Linked DNA regions of Homo sapiens: region 2 is linked to region 1. Evidence: chromatin loops called from intact Hi-C (ENCODE). Cell type or tissue: B cell. All regions are shown on one strand. Each heading gives the region's core, and the rest is flanking DNA. Links, peaks and the distances in the headings are about the cores only. Region 1 has its middle 15 kb from the start of GRIP1. Region 2 overlaps GRIP1 (glutamate receptor interacting protein 1).

What was found. Hi-C counts contacts between places; a loop is a spot of excess contacts. Peaks named below come from ENCODE experiments on the same cell type or tissue, not always from the same donor. Only the 100,000 strongest peaks of a DNase experiment are listed, where the experiment ranks them.
Region 2: a loop joins it to region 1, with 9 times the contacts of the local background. A loop is called at or near these places in 3 of 110 quality-filtered maps.

What each region holds. Positions count from the first base shown.
Region 1 is chr12:66,685,675-66,701,486 of GRCh38, forward strand. It overlaps a transcript of GRIP1 not described here. Among named protein-coding and RNA genes, the nearest start is that of GRIP1, 15 kb to the left of the region's middle. RefSeq lists silencers at 3,418-3,467, 8,235-8,529. In B cell, for the core only: CTCF peaks have their summits at 8,417 (motif pointing left) and 8,621; a DNase peak (open chromatin) is centred at 8,417.
Region 2 is chr12:66,541,228-66,557,039 of GRCh38, forward strand. GRIP1 (glutamate receptor interacting protein 1) reads right to left here. Exons shown (of 25, transcript NM_001366722.1): 3 at 588-723. Among named protein-coding and RNA genes, the nearest start is that of GRIP1, 130 kb to the right of the region's middle. In B cell, for the core only: CTCF peaks have their summits at 7,762 and 8,195; no DNase peak of the experiment used is centred there; H3K27ac peaks cover 1,061 bases.

The sequences.
Region 1 (15,812 bases), core at 3,445-11,444:
CTAGGTTAGATCAAGGGAAGAAATTAGATTTCTAAAACAGGTTGGATGAAGTAGTTTATTGACAGTACTCCCTCCATACCCAGCTTATCACCCTTTCTTGTTTTATTTTATTCCTATGTCACTAATCACCATCTAACACGCTACCTATTTGGATTATTTTTCTGTTTATTGTCTGCTGCTCCCTGCCCATGGCTTTTTTTAAAACTGAGGGCAGGATTTTTTGGTCTATTTTGTTCATTGTTTAGAACAGTACCTAGCACATAGCGCCAATGTTCAATAAACTTTTGTCGAATAAATAAATGTGAAAGGATTTCCCTTCTAGTGGATTTCTTTTATATGCAATACTGTTTGTAAAACTCTTATGGAAAAGAGGACGCTCATAAATTACTTTAAAAAAACAACAATAGCTCTGCCACTTTAAGAGAAAATTCTTCCAAATAACATGATTCTTGAATGTTAACTGTTTGCAGAGGAGAAAAAGGAAAAGGCATGTGTTTTGTGCCCACCTTTCCAGAGCACACCTCAGATTCATTCCTGGTGCTTCTGACAAGATCATAAGGACCCTGTTGTTCACCAAATATGAAGAAACATACAGCCCAGCTAGTTGTTCACTGAAGTCAGAGGCAGCAAGAGCAACAAAGAAAAAGGCAAAGTAAAGATGCTAAAATTAAAAATTTGTCTTGGTCTGTGTATGAAGGAAATACCAAATACACATTCATCCTGATAGTAGATTCTGGTCTAACATGCATAATTATAGCCTGTCAAGGACATAATGTATCTCTAAAGTAATTCATGCGTCTGTTTTTGGAAGCTCTAGTAATACATTGCTAAAAACTCTGTAATTCCATCTTCAATAGGGCTTTGTACTACAACAACCTCCAAACTAACCTGCTTGCTGTTCCAGCTGCTATTTTGATGACTTTCTTTTTGTGGCATAGGAAGGAGCTAAGTTTTCCATATTAAGAATGCATATATTAAAAACAAACTAACTACAAGACCTTCTTGCTGTTCCAGCTGCTATTTTGATGACTTTCTTTTTGTGGCATAGGAAGGAGTTAAGTTTTCCATATTAAGAATGCATATATTAAAAACAAACTACAAAGCCAGGCCAGTGGCTCACACCTGTAATCTCAGCACTTTGGGAGGCTGAGGCAGGAGGATCACTTGAGCCCAGGAGTTTGAAACCAACATGGGCAATATAGTGAGACCTTGTCTCTACCAAAATATTTTAAAACTCAGCAGGCTCATGTGATGGCACACACCTGTGGTCCCAGCTACTCAGGAGGCAGAGGTGGGAGGATTGCTTGAGCCCAGGAGGTTGAGCTGTAGTGAACCATGATTGTGCCACTGCACTCCAGCCTGGGTGAGACAGCAAGACCCTATCTCAACAAAACAAAACAAAACAAACAGACAAAAACAAAAACAAAAACCACTACAATAAAGCCTCCTCAATTCTAAGACACGTTACTCCTTCAAATAAAACTGTACTGACAATATTTTAAGGTATCCTATCGAGTATATATTAACATAATTATCTTTTCTGATACAATGAAGTGGAAATACTCTGTCACCCCTTCAAGCAATGTGTACTATGAGTCACCAAAACACATGCAATTAGGTGACAAATACTAACACCTAGAATATTTTAATCAAATATCACTAACTGTAATAATGGTGGAAAGTAAGGAAAAGGAAAATTAAACATGGGCAATAGGATGGTAGAGTTGAAAGATGTCTAAGGAGTCAGAAGCCTCAGGTTAAAATTCTAATGTAGTTACATATTGGCTGTTTCATCTTGGGTAAAAGTGACTGAGCACACCCCCTATGCCAGCCACCATGATGGGCCCTGGATGTAAAAAGGTGAAAAAAAAAATACAATTCCTTTGCTGGAAAAGTATATTCACAGGGAAAGTTCTAACTCACAATACTAAACATGTAGTTCTAAATTTTAACTTAAAAGCTACAGAACCCATTTATACCAAAGGTCAGTTAATCCACATGAATTGCTCATGCTTAAACAGCATCAAGGGCTCCTTCCTCTTCAGGGAATAACACCTTAATTTTCTCTTGCGGACCCACTCTCGGTCCATGTGGTGTGCATGGAGCTGGCACTCCCCTACGTCTACCCCTCCAGGTATGGGTATCAAGGCTGACTAAGTGGAACATACAATCCCTTAGTCACGGGGACTGGTCCAGAAATAGGCAGTCACACAAGCCATGCTAATGAGATGTAATCCCAGAACTTTTGTTAGAACTGCTGCAAAGAAGATAGTCTGCATTCCACTGGGAATGGCAGGCTATGTACTTGGAGTTGCTATCTTATCACCACATGGGAAAAGCTGACTTTGAATCATACCAAGACAGAGGAAAATAGAGTCGAGGGATGGAGAGTGACATATTCCTGGAGATGCCATTGGAACATCCGGATTCATCCATTTCTAAATCCCTAATACACCGGACTTAGTTACTTCGGTCAGTATGGTCTCCATTTTGCTAATTTAGTTGGAGTTGGATTTCTGTCACTTGGGATCAAAGAGTCTTGTCTAATACTCTTTTTTAAGCTTTAGATTCTTGATCTGCAAAATAAGGCAGTTGTGTCTCTAAAATTCCTTACAGTTCTACCATTCTGTTACAGTACTGAATTTACCAATTTCACTGGGCTGCTGTGATGATCAAATTAGATAATAAATAAGAAAGCACTTTGTCAATTTTCAAGTGCTTTACAAAGAGTACGACTGGCTATGAAAATAATATTCAAATATATGTGTATTTGTGTGTACACTGAAAAATTAGGAGGCTCCAGAGTCCATTCCATTTGTAATATAGTTATATAAGAAGCATAGACTCAGAAAACAACAAAGAAAAAGGTCTCACTCTTGTGCTTCTCTCTTAGGAAATTCACATTTTACCAAATCTCAAAGGTTTCTGCTCATAATATCTTGTCTTCCTAAGTTCATTACCAAAACCCAGAAGGGTCCTTTTCTTTCACTTAAAAAAACAGTGCCTATTATTTTCCACTTTATTTCCATAAAAATGACATTAAAGTGCTCCTTGGGGATGTTTTGCAAACACTTTCAATCACCAATCACTGACTCTGAAAAAAAAAAAAAAGGAAAGGCATTTTATTTTCCTTCAAAGGAGGAAACAACCCTCTAATAATGTCTAAAGGGGAAAAGGGCTCTATAAAAATGGGCGCCGTGAAAAACCATGGAAAAGATAAAAGAAGTCAGGGTTGAAGGACATTCTTCACTGGGTCTCTTCCTCTCATCAGGCACCTTCTTAACATCCAGGTGCACAAGCCCCCTGCAGTCTAGCAAGTACACCTTCCCTTTCAGGTCTGCACAGCTGCACAGTCAGGCAAGCAGCTACTAGAGGGCAGCAAAGGATCAGAAATGGGAGTGCAGGGCTCAGGCAGGCTGGCTGGGAACTGACCAGACGACCAAATTGAGGCCAGATACTTGAAGACAACCTCGGTCCAGTTTCCCATCAAAAGACAGGAAGGATCATGGGATCCCTCTAAGTTCTTAGATGAGTATAACAAAGCTTGTGTTGACAGTAATCCAAAAATTTAGCACAGTATCTGGTGACAGTAACAGAGGCCGAGTTGTCAAGAAACGAGGGGCACATGGGAAAGCCAAGGGGGAGCCGAAGTCCAGGAAAAGCAGGCGGAAGGTCAGGGGAACCTGGGTTCTGGTCAGAATTCTGGGAACCAATCAAGTCAATCATTGTCATTGTCATCATGATCATCATCAACATGGCTAGCACTCACTTACTTCTCTGTGTGCTAGCCATGGCTTAAGTCTATATATACATTTCAAAAGGCATATGCAGGAGAAACATTTTTACCTAGCTTTACTGAGGTGTATTTGGCATAAAATAAAAATTGTATATATTCAAGGTATACAACATGATGATTTAATATATATATACACTGTTAAATGACCACAATCAATTAACATATTCATCACCACTCAGCATTGATGTGGGTGTGACGGGGGTCATGAGGGTACTTAAGATCTACTCTCTTACCAAATTTCAAGTAAACAATACAGTATTATTAACTATAGTCACCATGCTGTACATTAGATCTCCAGAACTTATTCTTTTTGTAATTGAAAGTTCGTACCCTTTGATCAACATCTCCCCATTTCCCCCACTCCCAGACCTCTGGCAGCCACCATTTTACTCTTTTATGAATTGGACATTTTAATGTATTGTAATTTTAAAATTATTTATTTTTATTTATTTATTTATTTATTTTTGAGACAGGGCCTCGCTTTCTTGCCCAGGCTAGAGTGCAGGGATGTGATCATGGCTTGCTGTAGCTTCAGCCTCCAGGGCTCAGACAATTCTCCTGCCTCAGCCTCCTGAGTAGCTGGGACCACAGGCAAATGCCATCACACATGGCTAATTTCTTCTATTTTCTGTAGAGAAGGGCTGTCCCTACATTGCCCAGGCTGGTCTTGAACTCCTGGGCTCAAGCAATCCTCCTGCCTTGGTCTCCTGAAGTGCTAGGATTACAGGCGTGAACCACCACATCCAGCCAAATTTGACTTTTTTAGATTCCACATATAAGTGAGATCATATAATATTGGTCTTTCTGTGTCTGGCTTATTTCACTTAACATAATATCCTCCAGGCTCATCTATATTGTAGTAAATGGCAGGATTTCCTTCTTTTCATTGCTCAATAATATTACACACACACACACACACACACACACCACATACACCATATTTTCTTTATTTACTCATTTCTTGATGGACACTTAGGTTGTTTCCACATATTGGCTACTGTGCAATTAACACGGAGGGTACAGGTGTCTTTTCAAGATGCCGATTTCATTTCTTTTGGATATATACCCGCAAGTGGGATTACTGGATTGTTTAGTACTATTTTTAATTTTTTAGACCAAGCACGATGGCTCATGTCTATAACCCCAAGAATCTGGGACGTCAAGTCAGGAGAACCAGCTGAGCTCAGGAGTTTATGACCAGCCTAAGCAACATAGCGAGACCTTGTCTCTAATAAAAATTAAAAAAAAATTTTTTCAAAAAATTTTTTTTAATTTTTATTAGAGACAAGTTCTCGCTATGTTGCTTAGAAAAATTAACCAGGCATTGTGGTGTGTGCCTGTAGTCCCAGGTATCCGGGAGGCTAAGGCAGGAGGATTGCTTGAGCTCAGGAGTTTGAAGCTGCAGTGAGCTATGATCCTGCCACTGCAGTCCAGCCTGGGCAATAGAGCAAGACCCAGTGTCAAAAACAAAACAACAAAACAAAAAAACCTCCATACTGTTTTCCATAATGGTTGCACTAATTTACATTTCCAACAACAGTGTAAATAGGTTCCCTTTTCTCCATGCTAGCCAGCTATGCTATTTGCTCAACCCAAGAAATACAAGAATTAGTCAAGGGTAATTTTCATTTTATGAGATTTTTGTTTCATGCTTTAACTTCAGAACTAACCTCCACCACTCAACTCCAGTGCAACCACTACTAAATTCAATGACTTCTAAACCAAACCTTATTTGTCACTTCTCATAGTCAAGGTTTTTCTTTAAGGAATGTGCCTTCAGTCATTTGTATCTGTGGTCCTGGTGGAAGGCAAAAGCACAAACTATTAGAAACATTGGGTTTGTTCAAGTGCTGTGATTTGTGCTTAGGCTGAATAAGAAAAACTATCAAATGAATACACTAGAGGTTTCTTCCATAAAGCAAAGGGAAAAGTCTAAATATTTCATTAAAAATACAACAGGGAGGAATTTACTTTCAAGTTTTTACAAGGAATTAAAAAATACATATACTTTTCCAAAGTTAGATCCATCAACTTTTACCTTTCTTGTTATATAGATCTCTGAATGGTTCTTAATGGTTGCCTACGTTATCAAGCCTGGAATTCGACAATGCTCCCACCATGCCCTTGTCCACTCATTCTTCCGAAAGTTTGGTTCTAAGTCCCAGTGGTGAATGAAAGTGTCCTCTTTACAAGCATCTTTTATTCTAAAGCTACCTTTCTTTTGCCTTTATATCTAATACTTTATTTTTAGAAATGACATTAAAATTAGTCCCTAGGAAGAGAGTCCTTCCATAGATTCTCTCTCTTAACTTGTTTGCGTAGGGAAATGCAGGCGCTTAATTGATCAAAAGGGACTCACAGAAGGATGAACTATTTTGCAGAAGCATGCTAATGGAAATGCACCAACCGCTAAGACCCACTGCTCACAGGAAGCATCATAAAACTGGTGAGCTGATGGAAGTGCAAAGCTGTAAAGTAACAGCCAAATTTATCTTTTTTTAAAAAATAAAAGGTATCTTCCAAGTAGAAAATTAGAGAACCATTTGATATAATTCACTGCATTTGACAGCTTTGGAGTAGATTTATACCCTGCTTTTTTCCTCCCACCTTCAGTTTTCCATTATCAATCTCTCAGCAGGGTTTGGATTTCAGCATTGGCACCAATAGACAGAACTGGAAACAAGTGCATTCTGCAAATCACTGCATGCTCCCATGTCATAATCTCAATTCTCATTCCTCAGATACAGATTCTAGGTTGCAGCTGCAGATTAAAGTCAATTCTCTAAAATTACAACTGTAATTTCTCACTTATTTCAGGAGTTCCAATTGTGTAACCCTGTAGGAAGTTTCACTCATATGAGGAAGTTCAAATGAAACAGAAATTTGAGTGGAGAATTAAGCTGTCCCTTCCTTTTTTGGCACTGCGTCTACATGGCATCTTACAACTCTTTGATTGCTGTGATGACAGGCAGGGCCAAACTAGTCAGGAGACAAAAGACAAGGCCATCTATCACCATTATTTGGAAATTTCATCTAGCAAAGGATTTATGATCTGTTCATTTTGGAGGAGATTTAAAAAAAAACAAAGATTGAATAAAGTATGTCTGGTGATACATGAAAATGAGATGATGAGATGGATTTTACAGAAGACCTGGGGCTGACTGCATTTGGTCAGAAGTGCCACATTGTCATGGCAGAGAGGAGGGGATTTGTCTAGGACCACTGAGCACCACAGCTGAGAGTTCTTTGAAAAACAACCAGTACCCAGAGTATCCCAGAGGCAGTCAGGACAGCACAGTGATAAGAGTGTGGGCTCTGGGACCAGACTGCCTGGGTTTGAATCTAGGAAATGAGCTACGACAAGTTACTAAATATTCCTGTGCCTCAGTTTCTCTAGCTACTCATAGGATTATTACAGAATTATTTCGTAAGTCATGACTTGTGCTGAGGAGTCCTGACCTAGAACAGTACCTAACATATAACAAATGCTGGAAACCACTGTAACCTAACTTCATAGGGTGTTGAGAATGTTACAGGAGTTATGAATAAAGTGTTTAGGATAGTGCTTGATACATAAAAAGTGCTAGGGTGTTAGTCATTATTACTATGAATGTTGTTATAATAGTAACCAATAATTAGTAGTACCAGAGTTCCTTAACATAGTATGTCCCAAGAGAGCCAGGTCATGAGCTTATGAATGACAGGGTGATGTCTAAACTCAGGTTATCAAACTGGCAGCTCCAGGGCCACACGTGACCTGTAAGTACGCTCGTTTTGCCTGAGCTATGTTTAGAAATGTTTTAAATTATTTGCACACTTCAGAAATGTCTATAGTTTATTTAAAGTTATGGGTTTGTGGATTCTCTTTAAAAATCAAGAGCTCATTTCACATTGGGCCTGCATTCCCGCATGCAACTCTCAGTTGGGGCTGGACAATGGTGGCCTCTTTGGATATTTGGGGCATACATTCTCCAGGTCACCCCAGTCCCCACTAGGGTTCCTTCATTCACTGTTATCTGCCTGGCCCTTGTAGGCACCTGAGTTTGCTGTCCTTCTCCCTTGAATCTATTTTAGGCCTTCCGGGGTGATATGCTCTCAGACAGAATTTTTTTAAACACATTCTGGGCCCATCTGAGAATATGATTTTACTGGAGCTCTCCCCGGTAAAATGTACACAAATTTATATGCTCACATGACAACTGCAAGTGGACCACGGACTCCCTAAAGCCCATTCATGAAAAAATTTCCTGTTTTATGGGTCTATTCATGGACAAGAAAATTCCATTAATCCTCATTCTTCATTAGATCACTATTGTATCAAGGCGAATCCCATGATTTTAAAAATAGAAATTATACAGATACATAAAATGAAGGACTATGCTCAGGAAGAGTAAATCCTTTGAACTGATGATAAATTTAGTGGTTGATTTGATTGCACTCAAATTTGGCATCTTTATAACAAAACACCACACCAACTTGCTATCTAATTTCACCTCCTAAACACTTCTCAATTCTGCTACCTCTTCTCCAGATTTCTTAGCACTCTCAGGGCCACTGCCAGCCCAGACGGTACTATTATGAGCATCAGAAACAGCATCTCTTCCTCAAGACATTTTACTGCCATCTGCTGGGGAAAATGTGTCATACTAACTACATAGATTCATCACATCTAAGATGAGAATGCCACATACTAGACAGGGGTCCTTGAGGAGTGCACACCTGCAGAACAGTTTCCAGCATGATTTGAGTTGTGAGCATCCCTGACATGGGCTAAGCATTTCTACTTGAGGCCATTATCCAGAGGAGGCAGCAGAGAGTGGCCATTATGAGCTTTGTAGTTTTGAGTTTTTAAAAAACTTTTTTATTTTGAATTACTTTTAGACTTAATGAAAAGCTGCAAAAAAATGTGGAAACAGAGAGTTTCCACATATCCTTTACCTCTTCCCCAAGGAGATTTCATCCTATAATAATAAAAACAAGGGTTTGAATCATGATTCTGATAGGATCTTGGCAGATGGGCACAGTGCCAGCTCACAGTAAATGCTCAGTACGTATTATTATATGTTGTTATCATCTGCTAGCATCACTTTCCTTAACTATAAATGAAGATAATAAAAATATCTAGTGTGAGGATTATGTTACATTATTAGTAAAGTATTTAGCATAGTGCGTGATAAACAGTAATACTATTATTGATATTGCTGGTGATATTAACTTATTATTTCTGAGGTCTAATATTCTTCCCCAACCCACAGTCACCTAGTACACTGACATCCTGGTTTTCTAAGTATAAAATTATAAGTCATTACTATTCCTGAGATGCTTCCATATCCCAGGGAATAGATGCTGGTAACCAGTTCCCGGATTACCACAGTAGACATCCCAAAGATCAGGAAATACCCAGAGCCTAAGGGCAGAGCTAGTTGCAGGCTGAGGGTATGGCTAAGTGAGATCTCCTTTTGTGTCTTATCTGAGGTCCAACATCTCTCTGAAGCACTAAAGTCTTACTGATAACTGTTGTTGTTATAATTTCATAAAACAAAGGCAAATCTTTTTAAAATAAGGAAGAAAGCTTTTTATTCCCACTTCCAAATCATCTGTCTCTAACCAAGTCATAAAGACCATCAGGCTGCCAGTGCAGTACGATGTGTTAGATGTTCAACAGGAGTTCCTAGAACAGGCTCTACCTCCTCTGGGTGGAGAAGTGGGGCTGACCATGTGTGAGGAGGAGCCTTGCTCATAGGGGGAAGACACTTTTCTCAAAGCACTCCTCAACTGCTGACCCAGCATGCAATCTAACCTGTTTTTTTTTTTTTTATGGCATCTGTTTACACAAATTCTGACCAGGTGGCAAATTCTTCCCCTCTCCTGTCAGCCACAGTATGCTGGACAGAGAACACCTGTTCCAGAAGTGGACTGATTAGCCCAAGGTTGGGATACACAGCACGAGCTATGGGCCACACGAGAGGAGGAGATCCTGTGACTTGTCGGTGGTTGGCTCCACTCCTCCTCTTGGCCCTAGTCCATGTCTACCACTAATGGGATTGATCCATGGGCATAAATCTGAAAGCCCTTGCTAGGCAGGTAGGAGGTTATCTTATCCAAAACTGCTACAGTGTTGTTGCTAGCTGAAAGCAAATGTTTCAAGCACTGGGGAGGGAACTAGAGGTACAAAATTGAGGTTGATAATCTTCGTTTTTAAGGAGCTTCTTGGGGAGGGCATTGGTGAAGGTGATAGAATGGAATAAAAATATCACTTAATGAATATCTTTTCTGCAATGTCATTTACATATGCAGGGTATCTTTAAACAAGTAACAATAATTCAGTGGAATATCAGCTTTATTGATACTATCAGTAGGATGTGTGGATGCAAAAGGGAGAAAACAAATTAGTGAGAAGAATGGATAAATGAGGCAGTAGGAAAGGTTCACAGAGGAGGTGGGACTGGAGGTGGATTGTGAAGGATAACTAAGAGTCTGTCCATGGTGGAGCAGGCAAATATTCCAGGAGAAGAAAGAACTGGTAGCATGGGGCAAATGGGAATGAAGCTTGAAAGAAAACGGAAAAACTAAATGAAGAGGGGAAGAGAGAATCAAATCACAATATAGGCATAAAATGGAATAAGCTAATGATTAGCAAAATTACTATTATCTCAAAACCCCATTTTTTTTTTAAAGGACAACTCATAACACTTACCAGCTGTGCCACTCTTTAGGGTACTTTCACATCTCAAGAATGGTCCTTTGACCCAGTAGACATACAGAAACACAAGTCAACCTATTCATTTCTCTCAATCTACAGAAAACTCTAGCTCTGCAAGCTCCTTGTCATTTGAAGAATTTGATTCCTGATGAGTAAGTTGCTAGCCTAAAGAAAAATACCAATCTAAACATTATTAAGGACAGTGTAACAAAGAAGACATTCTACAAATTCTTTATTCCTGATAGTCATAAAGAGGCTACAAAGAGAATGAGTTAGAGAAAGGTGGAACATACTCAGCATGAAAAAGAAATTTTAAAAAGAATTATGGTTAGGCCAGGCGTGGTGGCTCTCGTCTGTAATCCCAGCACTTTGGGAGGCCGAGGCGGGCGGATCACAAGGTCAGGAGATCGAGACCATTCTGGCCAACACAGACCCCGTCTCTACTAAAAAAAACAAAAAACAAAAAACAAACAAACAAACAATTAGCTGGGCATGGTGGCGGGCACCTGTAGTCCCAGCTACTTGGGAGGCTGAGGCAGGAGAATGGCGTGAACCCGGGAGGCAGAGCTTGCAGTAAGCTGAGATCGCACCACTGCACTCCAGCCTGGGTGACAGAGCAAGACTCTGTCTCAAAAAAAAAAAAAAAAAAAAAAAAAAAAGAATTACTGTTATAGATTTTGTGATCCAAGAGGGATGTTAGGCAGCCTGCACCTAATAGAATTTGGTAGATGCAAAAAAAGTTGCTTGTTGAATAAATGACTGAATGTTCTACTTCAGTGGTTTATAAACTGTGCTTCCCAGAGGTGGTTCTGGGTTCTGTAAAGCACAAAGTAACTTCTGTACAACAGTGAAGTTTCAAACTACTCTGAAGACAAGTGTGATCCCAGTGCCTGACATATAGCAGGTGCTTTATAAACATTTGGTAGTGAATGAATGAAGGAACAAGCAAATGTATTAATGGATAGAGGAATGGAATAGTTTGAACTTTAACAACCATGAACAAAAGGACTAAAATCTAAAGGGAAAAAAGACCAATTTTCCTTCTCTCCTGACCTATCTCAAACTCCATCCTTGCTGTAACTTATTTCCTTTTGCATCAAGGGAAATATAAAAATGACAATGACCTTTCCCTCACATCAGAGAGAGGTGGAAAGAATAAATATGTTAATATGTGCAAAGCTTCCAGACTTCCTTAGAGAGAGCCACTACAGGTATTAATTTAATTATTATGAGCTTCTTGCAGAAACACAGCTGTTACACCTTTAAACAAACCATTTTTGATAATATTTCAGTTATCTTCAAACAGAAGGCAGAATGGGCTAGATAACCATAGGGAAATGGCCGACAACACAAATGCACCTGGCCCTCAGCTCCAGACTCACTTGGGGCTCAATTTGGGGCAGTCACACATTTGAGACTACTTTTTAAGATACTTTTGGTTTTGTGGTGAAGGGCTGAGAAGCGTGCTAACTGGCTGCACTGAGCTGAGTCAGGCACAGGGATGAAACTGATGCCTCTTTCTCTGTCCATAGACAGCTCCAAATCTGAACTAAATTCCAGGAGAGAAGGTGTAAGGAAGTGAAAAGCAACAGATTCGAAAGTATTTTTAGTGGGTTACTCTCTTTGTAGGAAGTTCTGGCCTTATTCAAACTATGTTTCTCATGTCTATATATTAGACAAATGGCTCTAATCAGCAAATGCAAATCAAGACCCCCTCAACAAAGCGAAGTGCAACAAGAATAAAAGCTTATTGATCCTCTTGTTATCGATCTGGACCATATATCTAGATTTCTCTGTATTCTACAACTAGAAAAAATCTTCAGTATGCAGTATTAAATACAGAAAAGAATTACGGTTACAGTATTTGTGATCCTATATTTGTAGAAAGCAATATGCTTTCTACAATATTTACAACAATCAGAGATTAGGAGCTTGAAAAAGAATGGAGCACATTGCTAAATGAGACTTGTGCCACCAGATATGGAGGTTCATGAGATTTGTCTCAAAATTCTTCTCTTCAATCAATATGTATCTAGACTTGAACATGCACTGAAAAGAATTAACATGTCAAAAATGTAACCAGGAGTGAACAAAGTAACTAAGATCACAATTAATTGTACTTAATTTAGAAAGAAAGTGTTTTTTACCTGTCAACTATGGGGAAACATCACTTTTTAGTATCAGGACGCCTTGTGTTTTTAAAAAATATTTGTTGAAGAGTAAAAGCTGTACCTGTGCCTTATTTTCATTTGCACACAGGATGTAAACACTTGAAAGTTCCACCATGAACCCACATTCTACACACGCAAGGCAGAACTTCACAAATGCTTCCCAGGACAGCTCTTTTTCAACTATTTCCTATTTGTCAGTTTGGCCACCAACCCGCAAGTCTCCTAGGCTAGAAATCTCGGCAGAGTTATTTTCTCTTTTCTTGCCTTCCTCCTTCCCTGTTTCTTGTTTGTTCGGTGAAGATAATAATAGTCTGGCCCCCCACCTCCTTTGTTGGCTCTAGGGTGGTCCTCCCACCCCATCCCCTCCAGAGGTTAATATGAATCTACCTATCGTATCTAGCTGCTCTGGAAGCCCAGTAGGTGGAAGCACCACTCAAGTCCTCTACCAATGTTACCATAACAAACTTGGTTATTTCTTTCTTTGACTTTTTAAAGCACAGTTTCTGGAGTAAGAAAAACTGTTCCTACTGTATGATTGTGGGCAAACTCATATTTTCATAAGTGGGGAAAACAGCAGCCTCTACCCTTGCAGCGTTGTTGGGAGGCTTAAGTGAAGTTCTCAGTCATGCAGCAGGCTCAGTAAATGCCAGCTGTTGCTACCATTACTATCATCTCCTGTCTATTCTCTTCTCACATCATCCAGCCCTCATCCACACCCACTTCACACTAGGTTACCACATGTGTCCCACAAGCAGATACTCATGACTAAACACCATCTTTCCCTTGGAGTACTGGATACTGGATACACAAACACAAGGAACAGCCTTTACTCTTAAGGAGGGTAAGTCTAGTGTCCCAGACAGACATATATAGATAATTAAAAGCAAAAATGCAGTAAGTTAGTACCTGGTGGGGCTTCTGTGGTTCAATAACTAACATTTCTTCTTTCTTATCAAAGGTCAGAAACAACAGAGAGTGATATGGCTTGGCTGTGTCCCCACCTGAATCTCATCTTGAATTGTAGCTCCCATAATTCCCATGTGTTGTGGGAGGGACCTAGTGGGAGATAATTGAATTATGGGTGCGGTTTCCCTCATACTGTTCTCATGGTAGTGAATAAGTCTCATGAGATCTGATGGTTTTATAAGGGGTTTCCCCTTTTACTCTTCCATTTGCTCTTGACTGCCACCATGTAAGACATGACTTTGCTCCTCATTCGCCTTCCACCATGATTGTGAAGTCTCCTCAGCTGTGTGGAACTGTGAGTTCATTAAGCCTCTTTCAGTCTTGGGAATGTCTTTATTATCAGTGTGAGAAGAGACTAATACAGAGAGGTATATAATGGAATCAGGCAGATGGCAAGCAAAATATCTCCTTTGTTACTAATAAAGCTGATATTGAAGAAAGTGGCTTAGTATGAGAGTTCAAAGGGCTGAATGGCACATCCTTACTCACAGGGACTTAAGCTGCTAATGTCACTAGCAGTGCTGAACAACCACATCCACCTGCATGAGGCCCGCCCTGTAGAATGAAGGGCGGGAAGGAGTCAAGGAGTACCAGCTCCCAAAGAGAAGAGAGAGGGAGGAACTGAGCATCACAAAGGAACACATTAGATACCTGAGTCCACCTCCTGGGAGGGGCAAGTCAGGGACTAGCATCATGCAGCAAGGCAGGGAGAGCTTCTCTTCTTCTGCCCAATCATTAGAGATTCAGAGTATTGTAGTAGCAGCAGAAGTGAGTATACAACCCAGATTGTGGTGGGGGCTGGGGGAAACCAGAGAAGGAACTCCTGGGGGAGTCTCAAAGGATAAACAAACGTTAGGAAAATAAAGTTAGAGAAAAGGGGAAAGATGTTCCAGGCAGAGGGAAAAGCATCAGTGAAGGAATGGATCTGAGGCATGGTGTGATGTATGCTGGAGCAACAGGTGCTTTGACATTTCTGGGGTTTTACTAAAAGTTCAGCCTGGGAGTGGCAAAGCATGAGGCTGGGGAGGTAGGCAGGAAAGGGATGGGCTGCGGAGCACATAGAGTGGCATGTTAGAGAGTGGGCTTTATCACAGGTGATGGGAACCAGTGCCAGTGGCAGCTTTTTTTTTTTTTTTTAAATTAAGATTTGGGGTTTCACCACATTGCCCAGGCTGGAGTGCAGTGGCTAGTCACAGGCATCATCACAGCTCACTGCAGCCTCAAACTCCTTGGCTTAAGTGATCCTCCCGCCTCAGGCTCCTGAGTAGCTAGGATGACAGGTGCATGCCACTGTGCCTAACTCAGTGAAAGCTTTTACCCAGAGACTGTGTTTTAGACACACTGCTCTGGTGGCTGCTAAGGATAGGCTGGGGGGGAGAATATCAAGTTAGCTTGGAGGATATTCTAGTACTGCTAGCAAGAGATGACAGGGGCCTGAACCAGGATGCTGGTATCAGGGAGCAACAAGACAGGAGGGATTTGAGAAATATTTTGGAGGTATGACTGACAGAACTTAGGAAATGCTTTATTGCTGTCTGAGGCTTTCTGGCTCCATGATGTCCTCTTTCCAACCCATTCTGAATCCCCCACGGGCTGCCTAAGGTCCTGCTATGGGTCAGCCACTATGCTATGTGCTTGACCTACATGTTCATCCTCAGACTAACCTCATGAGACAGGCTAACCTCATTAATAACTCCTGTCTGGCAGAGGAGGAAACAGGTTTGGAAAAGGGAAATCTAAGAAGACCTAGTGAATAGAAGATTGGGTTGGAATTCATATCTAGGTAGTCTGACTCCAAAACCCGTGCAACTAATAAACACAAACCCTCCCTTTTCTACACACATCCATTATGGTCCTACTCCTCTACTACTTTCCCCTATCACTTGAATTCCAAAGTGTTCTTCTGGGACTCCTCTGCCTCACCTTACCCCTTCCTCCTCTTCATAGCTGCCTCTTAGCCATTGCTTACTCTGATGCTTTTCCTTTGAGTAGCTCCAAGCTGCACGAGTACTTTAGCTCAACTACTTTAGTAGAATTACTTTAATAACACAAAAATACATTTATTTTGTCAATAGGAAATATATGTACAAGGTACAAGACATAAATAATGTAACTGGAAATACAGTAAAAAAAAGTAAATCCTCTCCAAGATCCTTTCTCCAGAGGCAACTACTGT
Region 2 (15,812 bases), core at 3,633-11,632, 140 kb before region 1:
TAACTAGTGGAATTTGCAGTTCATGGAAAGAAAGACAGGTGAGACCTCCTCCTCTAAGCCTTCTGTCCTTTCGGAAACCAACTCTTTAAAATCTCACAGGTAGAAAAGGAGAGAGGATGTGAGATAAACAAAATTTTCACTGAAAACTCAGAGTTAGGTCTCCCATTCTTTCTAGGGTAGCCATGTCCCCTCTCTGGCACTTTTCCCCATTCACATTATATGGGTCATCTGTTTCACATTTAGATGATTGGAGTGTCTCCTTCCCACTGCAGCTTGTCTGCTGTTCAGTGGCACATTTGCAGACAAGATTCACATAGGCTTTTTGAAATTAAAATCTTGTGAGGGCCTGGCAGCTCCTGAGATGACACAAGAACCTCCCTGGGACTGCAGCCTAGGCTAGAACAGCCACATGGGCAGACCTGGGGAACAGCTTCTGAAACGTGCCCCACTGTGCTTCTGCTGGCCTGTGCTGCCTGGCAGATGGCAGCTGTCATTTATTTATTAGTGACCACTTTTGATGGAGCTTTAATTTTTGAATTAATTACACCCTGTGTTCCTTTCAGTAGATTTCCCCAAGAGGCAGTTACCTAGCAGCAATTCCTCCTTGCCGCAGATTAGATACTCTTGGCTTGCCATCCTTATCAATTCCTCCCGATACCGTCAGACCCAGGGTAGTGCCTTCCTTCTTCATCAGCTCGACGACTGTGGAGCCCTTGAATTCCTCTGTTAAAAGAAAAGCATTTGCCTTATTAAAATGAGAGTAGAATCACCAATGTCATTTCTCCTCCCCAGAAGTTCTTTCCACTTTTTCTTTTATGAGAAAAGATATTTATGGCCTCCTTCCATTGTAATTTGAAGAATATTTCATAAAGATGTGCATGCAGGTAATGCTGAGGCAGATATTCTATTAGAGGTTATGAAAATGGGCACTGGTGGGGTATTCACTCCAGGTTGACAATAGTCCAAATTGTCTTATGTACAAATAATATTCACCCTTTATTTTCTGCCATTCTCAGGTGACATTCTCTGGTTTCTCTCCTTGTAACTCCAATGGGAACAATTAAAAATTGTAAAGTACAGAATTAGAACAGAATTTTAGATGATAATACGAACATATATAGCACAGTGGCACACTCCAAGTTCATGGTATGTCTCAGGTTAGGAAGCCAACTGAAAGGAGAAGAGTGCTTTCTACAGGTTCTAGAAAAATATTATTGACTTTACTTTCTTTGTCTTTCAAAAACAAAGTATGATGGCTTATGTAACAATTCATGTCATTCTTGCAGAATATGTCACAGTATGGCAAGGCAGGATTGATCCTCAGAATTTCCAGGTAACTGACATAAATCTTTCATTCTCTGCTTACGAAATTTTAAAATTTCACAGATCTTGTGGGGATAATATCTATATAGCAAGATAGAACTCAACTCTTTTGATTTTAGTCAGAGCAGAAGGTAAGAAAACTGTAAGAATATCCTTCCCTTCAAAAATAAAAATGAGTAGAGTCAATATTTACCTTCCAGAGGCTAATTAGGATAAATGCTGTTTTAAAATTATCTGTGATGTTATTCCCCTATCTGCAAATATATTTTCTTGGTAGGGATGGGGAAATTGTCCAATTTTCCAACTTCTCCTAAATTAAGTTACACATTTCAGGGGTAATGAACTTCTAGAACATCAAAGACGCATATTAAAATGCAAAAACAAACTCGCTCTTTCAAAGTGAAATTTAAAAAAAGATTATTTGCACACCTTAACCCTTTCCCTAATTACAGTTATTTATAATGTTGAAAATATTTATAAATGTGTATCATAAAGGTTTTTAAATTGCTGCTGCTAGTACATTATCCTACTAGCCAATGAAAAAATGAAATTACATTAGGTAAGGAAACAGTATCTCAACTGATCTAGTGAGGAGAACAGAGTACTTGGGGGAAGAAGGCTGGGGACGGCAGGCTACTTATTTCCTCAGCAGCCTAGAGAATGTCCTTCAAGGCAGGGCTTTTGAGTTTGCCAGCTCCTGTGACTTTAACATCCCAGCATACCATCACTGGAATCCTGCCTTTTCATGGCAGTCTCATGACACTGTATACATAAGTCATTATCGTCTTTTAAAGTAGAAGCCAAGGAGGAGTCTGAGCGTGTATGATGTCAGCTTCATCTACTACATTTTGTATGACAGACCAAATAAAAATTGAAATTCAAGAATGAAAATTCTTGTCAAGTGCATGAAAGTACAGGACCTTTTACATCATTTACCAGAAACATCTGTAACAAAATTCTATCACTGTGTGCACTTCCCTTGTGCTACTTAAAACAAAACAAAGCAAACCCCAGAAATCTCATGAAAACATACGTAGATTCAACTGATATTGAAGACATCACCTTAATAAACAATCCCTCTAAACCCTTGCTGGCAGAAGGCTAGGTATAAATTTTTTTAAAATAAAGTTAATAATTAAAGTAACCAAAATGACATAGATGATGACCGTTCATATTAAAGAGATATAATGTGCCCAACAATTTTGCCAACAAAAAGATTCTCTGCATCTTCTTTAAATATGCAGAGTATCCTATATATTTAGACATCTGATTATAGAACTTTACATGTAGAGTTGGAAGCATAGTTTTTTTTAAGTGCTTATCTTAAAGGTCTATCCAATTTTCATGAAGAAGCAACTCTAAAATACTAACACCAGGCATGTGAGAAGTAAGTTTCTATTCATAAAAATTTTCCTTCTACTCCAAGTTTTCAAGGACATGCTTCCTGCATAAAATAGGATGCACGGGTACAGCCTTATGGGAGGCAGACAATGTCATTTTCTCCAGAAGGAACCCAGGTGCTTCCTGGGCTTCCGGCTGAATCCTGAAAATCTAGAAAAGCTCAATTATTTTAGTTTAATTTCATCATTATTAAAATATAAATTCATCGATCTGGCTACTTTTTCAACTGATACTTGTCAATTACCCTATCATTTAAAAACATTTCAAATGTTTTCCTAAGAGCTAATTTTAATAATGTGAAATTGAGAAAATATTCCTGCACCAGTTAATTGAGTAATTTGTGCATTCATTGATTCAAGCACGTATTGAATGCCTACTCTGAGCCAGACAATAAAACTCAAAGATGGAAAAAGCAAAGGCCATTATCCTCAAGATGGGCCACAGCCTAGTCAAAGAGGCAACGTCACAGACCACTGTACCATACAGCATGAGTTGTAGGGAAGCAGCCACAGAGAAGATGGTCCAGGCAACAACGTAGAGCGAAGGCCTGAGATTCCAAATGCACCATCTATTTTACAATTTTGTCTTCTAGCCAATCTGCTGTACTTATCGACCAGGGTTAGCTGAGCAGAGCAGACCAAAGAAGGAATATAAATTAGGCAAAACTCAGGAGTAAAGATAGAACATACTTGCAAGAAAATTTGCTGAATCGCAAGAATGGTAACTGCCAATAAGTATCTCTGGTCCCAGAAGAATTGACTAAATCTTTTATGGATGTTTCTGTAGGGGGTGGGAGAGAAGTGGTCAGGAGAGAAAGGAACCTGCTTTTGGAGTTTGCTTTTGGCTCACCTGAAGTCTCCACTTGGCTAATTAATCATTTAATACCCTTTTTGGTGTTTAATGTTTGCATAGTGATCTAACGAAGACAGAAGAAATGAAGACAGATGCATTCATTTGCATGAGTTCACTTATATATCAAGGCTTACTGAACAAACACTGTGGTAAAACAGTGGAACTTGGGCAAGTCAATATGTACTGATGATTTCTTTCTTTTGTGATTTAAATTGCAAATATCACTCCCTCAATTAAGAGGACCTTGTAGGGAGCACTGTACACTCTTTCAATTAGCAAGCAGCACAGGCAACAGATGATGTCTAACTAGTGAGGAAGGAAATGGTTCTGAATTTGACTTTTTCCTTAATCACCATATTTATTTATCTTAGAAAATAAATGGTATAGGTTTACAGCTATACCATTACTTACTCAACATAACTGAACAGAATCCCACTGATGAAATGAAATTTAGTTGTTTGCTGTTTTTCTTTGTGTTTGTAATTCAATCTTTTTAATTACTGAACTCCAGAAATTTTTAAGAAAAGTAACAGTGATGGTTGGCAAACACAAGAGAATTATGAAAAGTTCTTACGAACAAATAAGAATATTTAAAAACACAGATGGTTATACAATTAATATGCAGAAAACTATATCCTTTATATAGACAAACAACAGCCAGTAAAAGGTTATTATAGAAGAGAAGGCCCCATTTACAATAGCCAAAAGGTAAAATCCCTGGAAAAAACTTAACAAAACTGTGCAACATCTATATGAAGACAACTTTAAAGTGCTTCTGAAGGATATAAGATTAGAATAAATGAAAAGGCATCCCATTCATTCATTCAATAAGAACTGAGCACTTACTATGTGCCAGACAGTGTTTGAGGCATTGGAGATACAACACTGAACAAAATGGATACTATTCCTGCCATCTAAGAACTAATATTCCAGTGGATAGCATAAGTCAACAGAAAAAAGCATTGATTTTCTTTAATCAGTTGTATATCTATATAGTAGCAATGAACATATGTACCTTAAAATTAATAATGAAATATCATATATAATTGTTCAAAAAATGAAATTCTTAGGTGTACAAGTAACAAAACATACAGTACTTACATTGTGAAAACTAAAAAATGCTGTTGAAAGAAATTAAAGAAGGCCTAAATAATTGGAGAGACAAACATGTGCATGGACTGGGAGACTCAGCATAACAAAGACATTAATTCTTTCCAAATTGATATATAGGTTTAATGCAAACCTTATCAAAATCCCAGCAAAATATTTTGTAACTATAGACAAGATTATTCTAAAATTTATATGAAAGGGAAAGGAACAATTTTTAAAAAGAAGAAAGTGGGAGTATTTAGTCTACTCAATTTCAAAACTTACATAGTTAAGAGTAATAAAGACTGTGTGGTAGGCCAGGTGCAGTGGCTCATGCCTATAATTCCAGCACTTTGAGAGGCTGAGAGGGGAGAATCATTTGAGACCAGGTGTTCAAGAGCAGCAACACAGTGAGATCTCATCTCTGCATAATTTTTTTTTTTTTTAAATAGCTGGGCATGGTAGTGTGCACCTGTAGTCCCAGCTACTCAGGAGGCTGAGGCAGTAGGATCACTTGAGCCTGGGAGGTCAAGGCTGCAGTAAGCTATGATCATGCCATTGCACTCCAGTCTGGGCGATAGAGTGATACCCTGTATCAAAAATCATAAGTAAAACCACTGTGGTATTGATGGAGGGATAGACATATAGATCACTGGAACAAAACAGAGGACCCAGGAATAGACTCGCACAAATATGACATACTGTTTTTTGACAAGATGCAAATGCAATTCAATAGAGGAAAGGTAGCCTATTCAACAAATGATGCTGGAGCAATTTGACATCCACAGGCAAAATAAATAAATAAATCCCACAACTTGACCAGAGTTTCACACCTTGTATAAAATTTAACTCAAAATAAATCACAGTCAAAAATGTAAACCATAATATTATAGAAACTGTATGAAATATTTAGAAACTGTAGGAAAACAGGATAAAAATTTTAAGATCTAGGTTTAGCGAAGGGTTTCTAGACTTGACATAAGCATGATCCATAAAAGGAAAAAAAAATCAGCAAATTGGACTTCATCAAAATTAAAAATGAATGCTCTCTGCAAGACCTGCTTAAGATGAAAAGAACATCTACAGACCAGGAAAAAATATCTGCAAACTACATATCCAACAAAAGACAAAAGACTAGTATTTCAAATATACAAGCAACTTTCAAAACTCAACAGTAAAAAAGCAAACAATCTAATTAGAAAATGGGAAAAAGACATGAAATATTTTATTAAAGAGGATATACAGATGGCAGGTAAGTACACACGAAAAAATGCTCAACATTTTCCATTGGGGAAATGGCTCAAATTACTTAAAAATTAAAACTACAATTGATATCATTACACACTTATCAGAAAGGCTAAAATAAAAATTAGTGACAACACCAAATGCTGGTGAGGATGCAGAAAATTAGATCACTCTGACGCTACTGATGGGAATGTAAAATAGGACAACTACTCTGGAAAACAGTTTAGCAGTTTATTAGAAAACTAAATATGCAACCACCCTATGAGCCAGAAATTATACTCCTGGGCATTAATCCTAGAGAAATGAATGCTTTCATTCACACCAAAACCTGTAAGTGAATAATTATCACAGCCTTATTCACAATAGCAGGAAACAGAAACAACCAAGATATCCTGCAACAGGTAAATGGCTAAACAAGTGTGGTTTGTCTATACCACGGAATACTTCTCAGCAATCAAAAGGGTCAAACTAGTGCTACAAGTAACGACCCAGATCAATTACCAGAGAACTATGCTAAGGGCAAAAAGTCAACCCCAAAGATTTCACATTGTGTGATTCCATTTATTTAACATTCTTGAAATGACAAAATTATAGCACTAGAGTATGGGTTAGAAGTTGCCAGGGGTAAGGGCAGGAGGGAAGTGGATGCAGGTATAAAAGAGTAAAGGATTGATCCTTGTGGTGATGGATATGTTCTGTATCTTGACTCCATCCATGTCAATATCCTGGTTGTGATATTACATATAGTTCTGTAGATATTTCTATTGGGGAAAACAAGGTAAAGGATATAAGGAATTTCTATATTATTTTCTACAACTGCATATGAATCTACAATTATCTCAAAATTAGGAGTTTAATTTTTTAAAAAATGTCCCATCAGTGGGTATATGATTCAATTGGTCTGGAGTACGCCTAGGCATCAGTATTTGAAAAGTTCCTCCAGTGGATTCTAACATGCAGCTAGAATTGAGGAACTACTTGTGGTTACTTAAGAGTGAAATGAACATGTGTTGTTCTTTTAGTTTATATATATCTTTTTTCAAATGGCTAATAAGTTGTTAGGATAAAATATGAACTGTGTTGTTTGGACCTAACTACTTAGTAAATTGAACTAGTGGTATTTCATTTGGCCTGGAGGTGCTGTAAAAAATTCTGAGACACTAAAGGCTCTGTGGACTGAGAAAGTTTAGAAACTTCTGCCCTAGGACTTTATCTTGTTTTCATTCAGCTGGTGGAAGGGGAAAGACAGCTCTCTTGAAAGCCATTACTGGCCTGCTTATGTTCACATCCCAAGGGCAAGAACTTATTCCATCCATGTACACACATAAATTCAAAGGAGGCTGAGAACTAGAGTCTAAATAGAGACCCATGCAATGGGGGTAGGGTGGATATGGAGGGACAGGTACTGACTATGCCACCCAGAGGCAACACATGATGGACTAAAATACATCAGAGGCTATGTGGATGACATGGACACCAGACATATTAATGAGGAGGAATTTTCCGGAGTTAGAGACCAATTAGGATGTGGGAAGCATGGAAGTGAGTGAGGATCAAAAAGGCCCCAAGGTTTCCAACTTGTTTGATTGGTGGATGTTGACATCTGTCACTGAGAAAGGGAATCTAGAAAACAGGAAGTTTGTGTTGCTGCGGGTGATTGGAGTGGGGCAGGCACACTATATAATGTCATATAAGATAAATTTAACATTGAAATACCACAGAAAAACTTGGTCTTAAAATACTTTTCATCACACCTCAAAATGCTCTATAAGATCTTCACCACATGGCTGTAGCGTAAAAAGAGAAAGTACAATTTCAAAGCAACCACTAGAGGCATATTCAGCAAAACAGGCGAAGCTCTTTACTTCTTGAAGTACTATTAACTGCAGAGATTTTTAAAAATACTATTAACAGTTAAATAGAAATACTATTGGTGAAAACTCTGTAAAGTAAGTCACAAATTTTGAAATGCTGGTGTCAACAAGAGTGTTTTTTCCCTGCTGTATCTCCAGCATCTAGAATAGTGCCTGGAACATTCACAGGTCCTCCCTGGTAACTGCTGGATGAACGAGCACATCAGTCCCAAAACAGGGAATTATAATGGGGTGGTGAGCATCAGCTTGTGGCAAACAGAATTATTGCTGGACGGTGCAGAAGCAAAATGATAAAGGAGCAGAATCTGAACAGGAGCAGACAGAGTTATTTCCCTAAGCTTACTTGGTTGATTAATTGTACCAATGCCTTAGTAAGGGGAATTAGGGCACGCACCAGAATACTATAGCTATATCTGTGTACTACTATTGAAAAAAATATTATTGCTCATACTACAGTTTTATCTGTATATTACTTTTGGTGGTGCCACTAGGAAGTTTATTCCCCTCAGGAAATAAACAGATGCTTTTTCCAATACTCATTTCAAGCTCTTCCTAATATCCCCTGGTTCAGCAAAGCTGTGGGGATCAAAGCTGGGTTTCTGTGATGAACTGCTGCATTTTCAGTCTCAGTTTTTGCCACCCAGACTAGCAGAGAAAGGTTTTTGGGCATTTTCCACCTCTGTGTAGTGACATGAGGGATATACTAGAATTTTTCTCATCCCTTGGGAGTCTGAACATAAATTTGATCAGTGGCAGGGATGTACAGCACATAAATATTACCTGGCACAAATATTCATGTGAAACAAAATTATGATTGGGATTTATCTCATGCAGTGATGGGAGGGCTGGATTAATATCTGTATGTTTCCTATTGCACCTCCAAAGAAAGGGGATATACAAATATGCAGTGTCAAATACAAAAATATGTGACCCCTGAAGATATGTGATATATGGGTCAGGATTCTTTTAAAAATAGATTGAACAGAGATGTTGACTGTTTTTCTGGCATAACTGATTCAGGTATCAAATGCCTTCTAAAGCATTAAGTTAAAAAAAAATCCCTGCTTTTAAAATATGGCAATACGAGAATTGTTCCAATTTCTACTGCTCCCAAAATCAGTTATTTAATTGTCAAAATTTGCTATTAAGCTTTCCAATGTCAAACTTATTAACAAGTTATTTAGTTTTCACGGGTCTTAGTTTCCTCACATCTAATTTAGGGATAATAATGGTATCTACTTACAGAATGTGGTGAAATTAAGTAATACAATTCTTATAAGGAACTTATGGTAATAACCCACACAGTAAGTGTTCAATATATGTTAGCCAAGGTATTATTGTTGTCTTATTGTCATTATTATTGTTATTTGGATATTGGAAATTTCCAGATATGCAAACTGCCAATTTTCTACTATATTTTGATTGTTATGAATATAAGACAAAAGAATTAACAGTGGTATTTAACTGTTGGTGAAGTCACAGACTACTTTGAGAATTTAATGAAAGCAGTGAACGCTTGTCCCAGAAAAATTGTGTGCATTATTTCAGGGGAATTCATGAATTCCCCCTGGGGTTTATCCATATACCCTACTTTAGAAACTCTGACCTAGAAGATCAGGTTTGAGCAATGTGACAATCAAAGAACAATTTACGCTGGAGTGACATTTTATAATTCGTGTGTATGTTGGGTAGGGGGATGTAGAATAGCAAACAGCACCCACATCTATCAGTCACGTATTCCTACACAATCATCTGATAGTCTAAATAAAACCATGATGCAAGATATCAGAAACAGGAAATGGCTCACCTCAGTGAAACCGCCTCTCTTCCTAAGCATGATGGCCTGAGTGGTGGACATTTAAATGTAAGAGTTGATAAGGGCCAGGAGAAAGCACTGGGCAGGATATCTCGGAATCACACTTGCTTCAAGAGCCTCAGGCAGTTTTCCTTTGGAAAAACTTTCCATCTGTAATTTTCACTTGTAAGCTATTATAAAATCACATTGTTGACATGATTGAAAATCGGAGTTTACAAGTAAAACTGAAGCAATTGGCATGGCTATCTTTGAATTTAATTACTCTGATTTTCAATGTTCCCTTAGATAAGTTAACTACATTCTTACAACTACTTATGGACTGTTTTGTCCTAAAAACGTTTTTAAGCATTTATAATTGCCAGACTCTGTGGTAGAGGCTAGTATTTTGAAGACCAATAATCACTGCCTCTACCTTTCTGCAATTCACATTCTAAATGTCTAAGAGACAAACATCTAATAATTGCAATGAAATGTCGTCAGTCCATAGCATGGCCTGGGAGCCTGAAAGGGAATAACAGCTCAACGTATGCTGCTGAGAAAGTCCTCTATAGGCTACAGATGGCTATTTAGAGGTTTAAGTTCTTCTTTAGATGAAAGTAGAATATTTACTTGCAGTATTACTGTTGTTTCCACTTAATAGAGAAGTGAAGATACCAAGTATTGCTTAGCAAATTAATGAGCTATTTTTGGGAGGAAATCATTTATTTTTGCATGTATTTTTGGGTGTCCTTTTGGCTAGAATCCTTTTTTTTTTTTTTTTTTTTGAGACAAGGTCTCACTCTATTGCCCAGACTGTACTGTAGTGGTGCAATTTTTGCTTACTACAGTCTTAACTTATTGGGCTCAAGGGATCCTCCTGCCTCAGCCCCCTGAGTAGTGTGTGTCACTAGGCCCAGCTAATTTTTTAAAACAATTTTGTTGTTGTTGTTGTTGTTGTACAGATGGGGTCTCACTATGTTGCTTCGGCTGGTTTTGAACTCCTGGGCTCAAGCGATGGTCCTGCCTCAGCCTACCAAAGTGCTGGGACTACAGGCATGAGCCACAGTGCCAGGCAGGGCAGTATCTTATGTTGAATAACTATTTAAATATGAAAATCCAGAACTACTGTGCGGGGATTAGAATGATCAGATGTTCTGATCTGGGAGTCCAGCTGAACAACAAGGGATGGGAGCAGCTGGGTGGATAAAAAGAAAGAACACTCTGGAAGTGAAAGAAGATCCTGAGAAAGATATCAGGTAAGGCTGCACTACAGCTAGTGAGAGCTAGTCATTGCTGAGTTAGGTCGCTTAGTGTTTAACATAAGGGGCCAAATGTTGCATCTTCAAAGACAACTAAGAGGACAAGGCTTGAGGTTCCATTGTGCCTGAAAGGGAAATGGAGAAAGGATAAACTTCAACAAGAAATCAGACTTCTTAAATAATCAGGGCAAAGTAGAACTTAGAGCTACACTCACTTGGCCTTTTTCTTCCATGAATATCTAAGTACCCACGAATCTAACATGAGCTAGGAACCTGACTGAATAGAGAGATTAAAATGAAGAAATTTGTGATACTTTTAAAGACTATCCATTCTTTTAAAGCAGTTTATACTTTTCCAAGTATTCTTACATCCATTCACTAACTTAGCCTTCAGAAAAACTCTGTAAAGAAGGGCATACTACCATTTTATAGATTAGGGACACTGAGACTTGAAAATTAGGGTCCTTTCATTAGGCCGAACTTCATGTCTATTTTACGTACATGAAATTTCCGCCTCATGTAACTAAATGCTACAAAGTTTCAGACTCATCATACAGTAATTGTCAAACAATGGACCAAAAGAATGTATAGATGAAATACTTTTGAGAAAAGGGAAGAAAAGTAAAGCTAGCCTCAAGCAGACTCCAAGCCACAAGGGCACTAGTAAATCAGTCCTCATTTTGTCACAGATGCCTGTGCATCAGGGGCATTTATTTGATTGTCCCTTGTTTGATGAGACTTGATTCATTTCAAATAGAGGAACAGATGGAAAACTAATAGTGTAGTCACTGCAGATCACCAAGAAGCAAAGCATCTGGGGAGCCCTATGGACTTTCCATGGAGAAGCCATGGGCCTGCTGCAGTGAGTCAGAGCTTCATGAGAGCCCTACTCAGACCCACTGGAATTCAGAACTGGAGAAGGCTGTGCTGCCTATATCAAGGACAGCTCTCACACCCTGTATTTGGCTTTCTCTATCCTAACAGGGAGGGTACCATTCTCTCCTGGCCCCTCTCCTGGTCCCTTTCATTTCTTCTGCTCTACATGGGAAACCATTTTCTTGTCACAGAGAAATGTTCCCCATTGCAGTAAGCAGAAAGAGAATGAGCAGATAAAGCAGTCACTACTGTTTCCTCTTTGATGCCATCCATCCTTTTTATTAGTACCTCAATCACCTTATGTAACACTATCTTACCCAAGTATAACTATCTTCTAGCCTCACTCTGAGTTTGAAATGCTTTAGTCCCTCCCTCTCTTCCTCATTTCCTCCCTCCTTCCCTCTCCCTCCCTTGTTTCCCTCCCTATCTTCCATTGAATATCTATTGATAATTTCCTAAATTCTAGGCACTTTGCTATCTAGCAGTAAATGATGTAGACTTAGTCCCTGACCTCAAGGAATTTATATTCTATTAAAAAATACAGACCTTGGGAGGCAGAGCAAGATGGCTGAATAGAAGCCTCCACTGATCATCCTCCCTGCAGGAACACCAAATTTAACAACTATCTACACAGGAAAAGCACCTTCGTAGGAACCAAAAATCAGGTGAGCGATCACAGTACCTGGTTTTAACTTCATATCACTGAAAGAGCCACTGACAAGAGTAGGAAAAACAGTCTTGAATTGCCGATGCCACCCCTTCCCCATCCCGCATGTCTCATGGCACGAAGAATTTATGAGCTTGGGGGAGGAAAAGTGCTGTGATTTTGGGACTTTGCATTGGAACTTGGTGCTTTCCTATCACAATGGAAAGCAATACCAAGCAGAAGTCAGCCAACACCCATGGAGGAAGCATTTGGACCAGCCCTAGCTGGAAGGGAATCCTCCATCCCAGCAGTTGCCATGTGAGCTCCGACAAGCCCCACCACAGTGGACTAAAGTGGTTTGGGGCCCTAAATCTACTTGAAAGGCAGTCTAAGCCACAAGGACTGCAACTCCTAGGCAAGTCCTAGTGCTGTGCTGGGCTAAGAGCCCATTGACTTGGTGGGCATGTGACCTAGTAAGATACCAGCTGGGGTGGCTAAGGGAGTGCTTGCACCACTCCTCCCCCAAGCCCAGGCAGCACAGTTTGCAGTTCCAAAAGTGACCCCTTCCATCTTCTTGAGGAGAGAAGAGGGAAGAGTAAAGAGGACTTTGTCTTGCAACTTGGATACCAACTCAGCTACAGTCAGAGAGGGCACCACACAAAGTTGGGAGGTGTAGCTTCTGAACAAGATTTCTAGACAAAACCTGGGCCAAAACTCACTGCCTTGAAGGGAAGAATCCAATTCTGGCAGGTTTCATCAGCTTCTGACTTAAGAGCTCTTGGCCCTGAATAGTCAGCAGTGGTAGCCAGGTGTAGTACATGCCATGGGCCTTGGGTGAGAATCTGAGACATGCTGGCTTCAAGTGTGACCTAGCATATTCCCAACTGTGGTGGCCATGAGGAAAGACTCTGCTTGAGAAAAACAGAGGAAGAGTGAAGGGGACTTTGTCTTGCAACTTAGGTACCAGTTTGGCCACAGGGGAGTAGAGCACGAAGTGGGCCATTGGGGTTCCCATTCCAGGCCTTGGCTCATGAATGGCATTTATGGACCTGCTTTGGGCTAGAGGGGGGCCCACTGCCCTGAAGGGAGAATCCTGGGGCTGGAAGCATTCATTACAAGCTGACTGAAGAGTCCATGGACCTTAAGTGAACATCGGTGGTACTTTGGCAGTATTCCCCATGGCACACTGGAGGTGGTGGCCATGGGGAGAGGCTCCTCTGCCTGTGGAAAGCAGAGGTAGAGTGGGAAGGACTTTTTATTGTGCTTTGGGTACCAGTTCAGCTGCAGTAGAATAGAGCACCAGGTAGCTTTCTAAGGTTCCTGACTCCAGGACCTGGCTCCTGAATGCCATCTCTGAACCCATCCAGGATCCAGAGGAACTCTCTACCCTGAAGGGAACTCTTCACCCTGAAGGATGGCTGGTTCTGCTACTTGCTGATTATAGAGTTCTAGGGCCTTGAGAAAACATAGGTGGTAGCCAAGTAGTGGTTACAGCAGGCCTTAGGTGAGACCCACTGCTGTGCTGGCTTCAGGTCTGACCCAGTGCAGTCCCAGTGATAGTGGCCACAGGGGTGCATGTGTCACTCCTTCCCCATCTCCAGGTGGCTCAGCACAGAGACAGACTCTGTCTGTTTGGGAGAAAGTATGGCAAGACAGTAAGAGTCTCTACCTAGTAATCCAGATAATTTTTCTGGATCTTATCCAAAACCACCAAGATGATGCCTCTATGAGTCTATAAGAGCCATAGCATTACTGGGCTTGGGGTGCCCCCTAATGCAGATATGGCTGCAGTGACCAAAAAATTAGATTCCAACACCCACGTCCCTTCAAATACCTGCAGAGCTCTCCCAAGAAGGATGGGTACAAACAAGCCCAGACTGCGACGACTACAATAAATACTTAACTCATCAATGCTCAGACACTGATGAACATCAATAAACATCAAGACCATCTAAAAACATGACCTCATCAACTGAATAACATAAGGCACCAGGGACCAAACCCAGAGAAATAGAGCTATGTAACCTTTCAGAGAGAGAATGCAAAATAGGTGACTGGAGGAAACTTGATGAAATTTAAGATAATACAGTGAAGAAATTCAGAATCCTATCAGATAAATTTAACAAAGAGATTCAAATAATTAAAAAGAATTGAGCAGAAATGCTGGAGTTGAAAACATGCAATTGACGTACTAAAGAATGCACCACAGTCTGTTAATAGGAGAAGTGATCAAGCAGAAGGAAGAATTAATGAACTTGAAGACAGTCTATTTGAAAATAGAGGAGACAAAAGAAAAAAGAATGAAAAAGGAATAAGGCATGCCTATTAGACCCAGAAAATAGCCTCAAAAGGGCAAACCTAAGAGTTATTAACCTTAATGAGGATGTAGAGACAGATAGGGATGTAGAGACAGATATTATTCAAAGTGATAATAACAGAGAACTTCCCAAACCTAGAGAAATATATCAATATTTAAGTACAAAAAGGTTATAGAACACCAAACAGATTGAGCCCAAAGAAGACTGCCTCAAGACATTTAATAATCAAACTCTCAAAGGCAAAGGAAAAAGAAAGAATCCTAAAGGCAGCAAGAGAAAATAAACAAATAACATAGAATGGAGCTCCAGTAAATCTAGCAGCAGACTTTTCAATGGAAATCTTACAGGCCAGGAGAGCGTGGCATTACATATTTAAAGTACTGAAAGAAAAAAAACTTTTATCCTCGAATAGTATATCTGGCAAAAATTGCTTTAAGCATGAAGGAGAAATAAAGACCTTCCTAGACAAACAAAAGCTGAGGGATTCCATGAGCACCAGACCTGTCCTACAAGAAATGCTAAGGGGAATTCTTCAATCTGAAAGAAAAGGATGTTAGTGAGCAATAAGAAATCATCTGAAGTTACAAAATTCACTGGTAATAGGAAGCACCAAGAAAAACACAGTATAACACTGTAATGGTGGTATGCAAACTTAAGAAGAAAGACTAAATGATGAACCAATCAAAAATAATAACTATGACAACTTTTCAAGAAATAGCCAGTATGATAAAACATTAAAAAAAAAACAACAACAAAATGTTAAAAAGCAGGGGGACAAGTTGAAGTGTAGAGTTTTTGTTAGTTTTCCTTTTGCATATTTGTTTATGAAATCAGTGTTAAGTTGTCATCAGTTTAAAATAATGGGTTATAAGACAGTATTTGCAAGCCTTATGGTAACCTCAAATTGAAAACATACAACAGATACATAAAGTATAAAAAGGAAGAGATTAAAACATACCACCAGAGAAACATTACCACTAAAAGGAAGACAGGAAGGAATGACAGAAAAAAAAATAAGACCACAAAACAACCACAAAACTAATAACAAAATGGCAGGAGTAAATCCTTACTTATCAATAATAACATTGAATGTAAATGGACTAAATTCTCCAATCAAGAGACACAGAGTGGCTG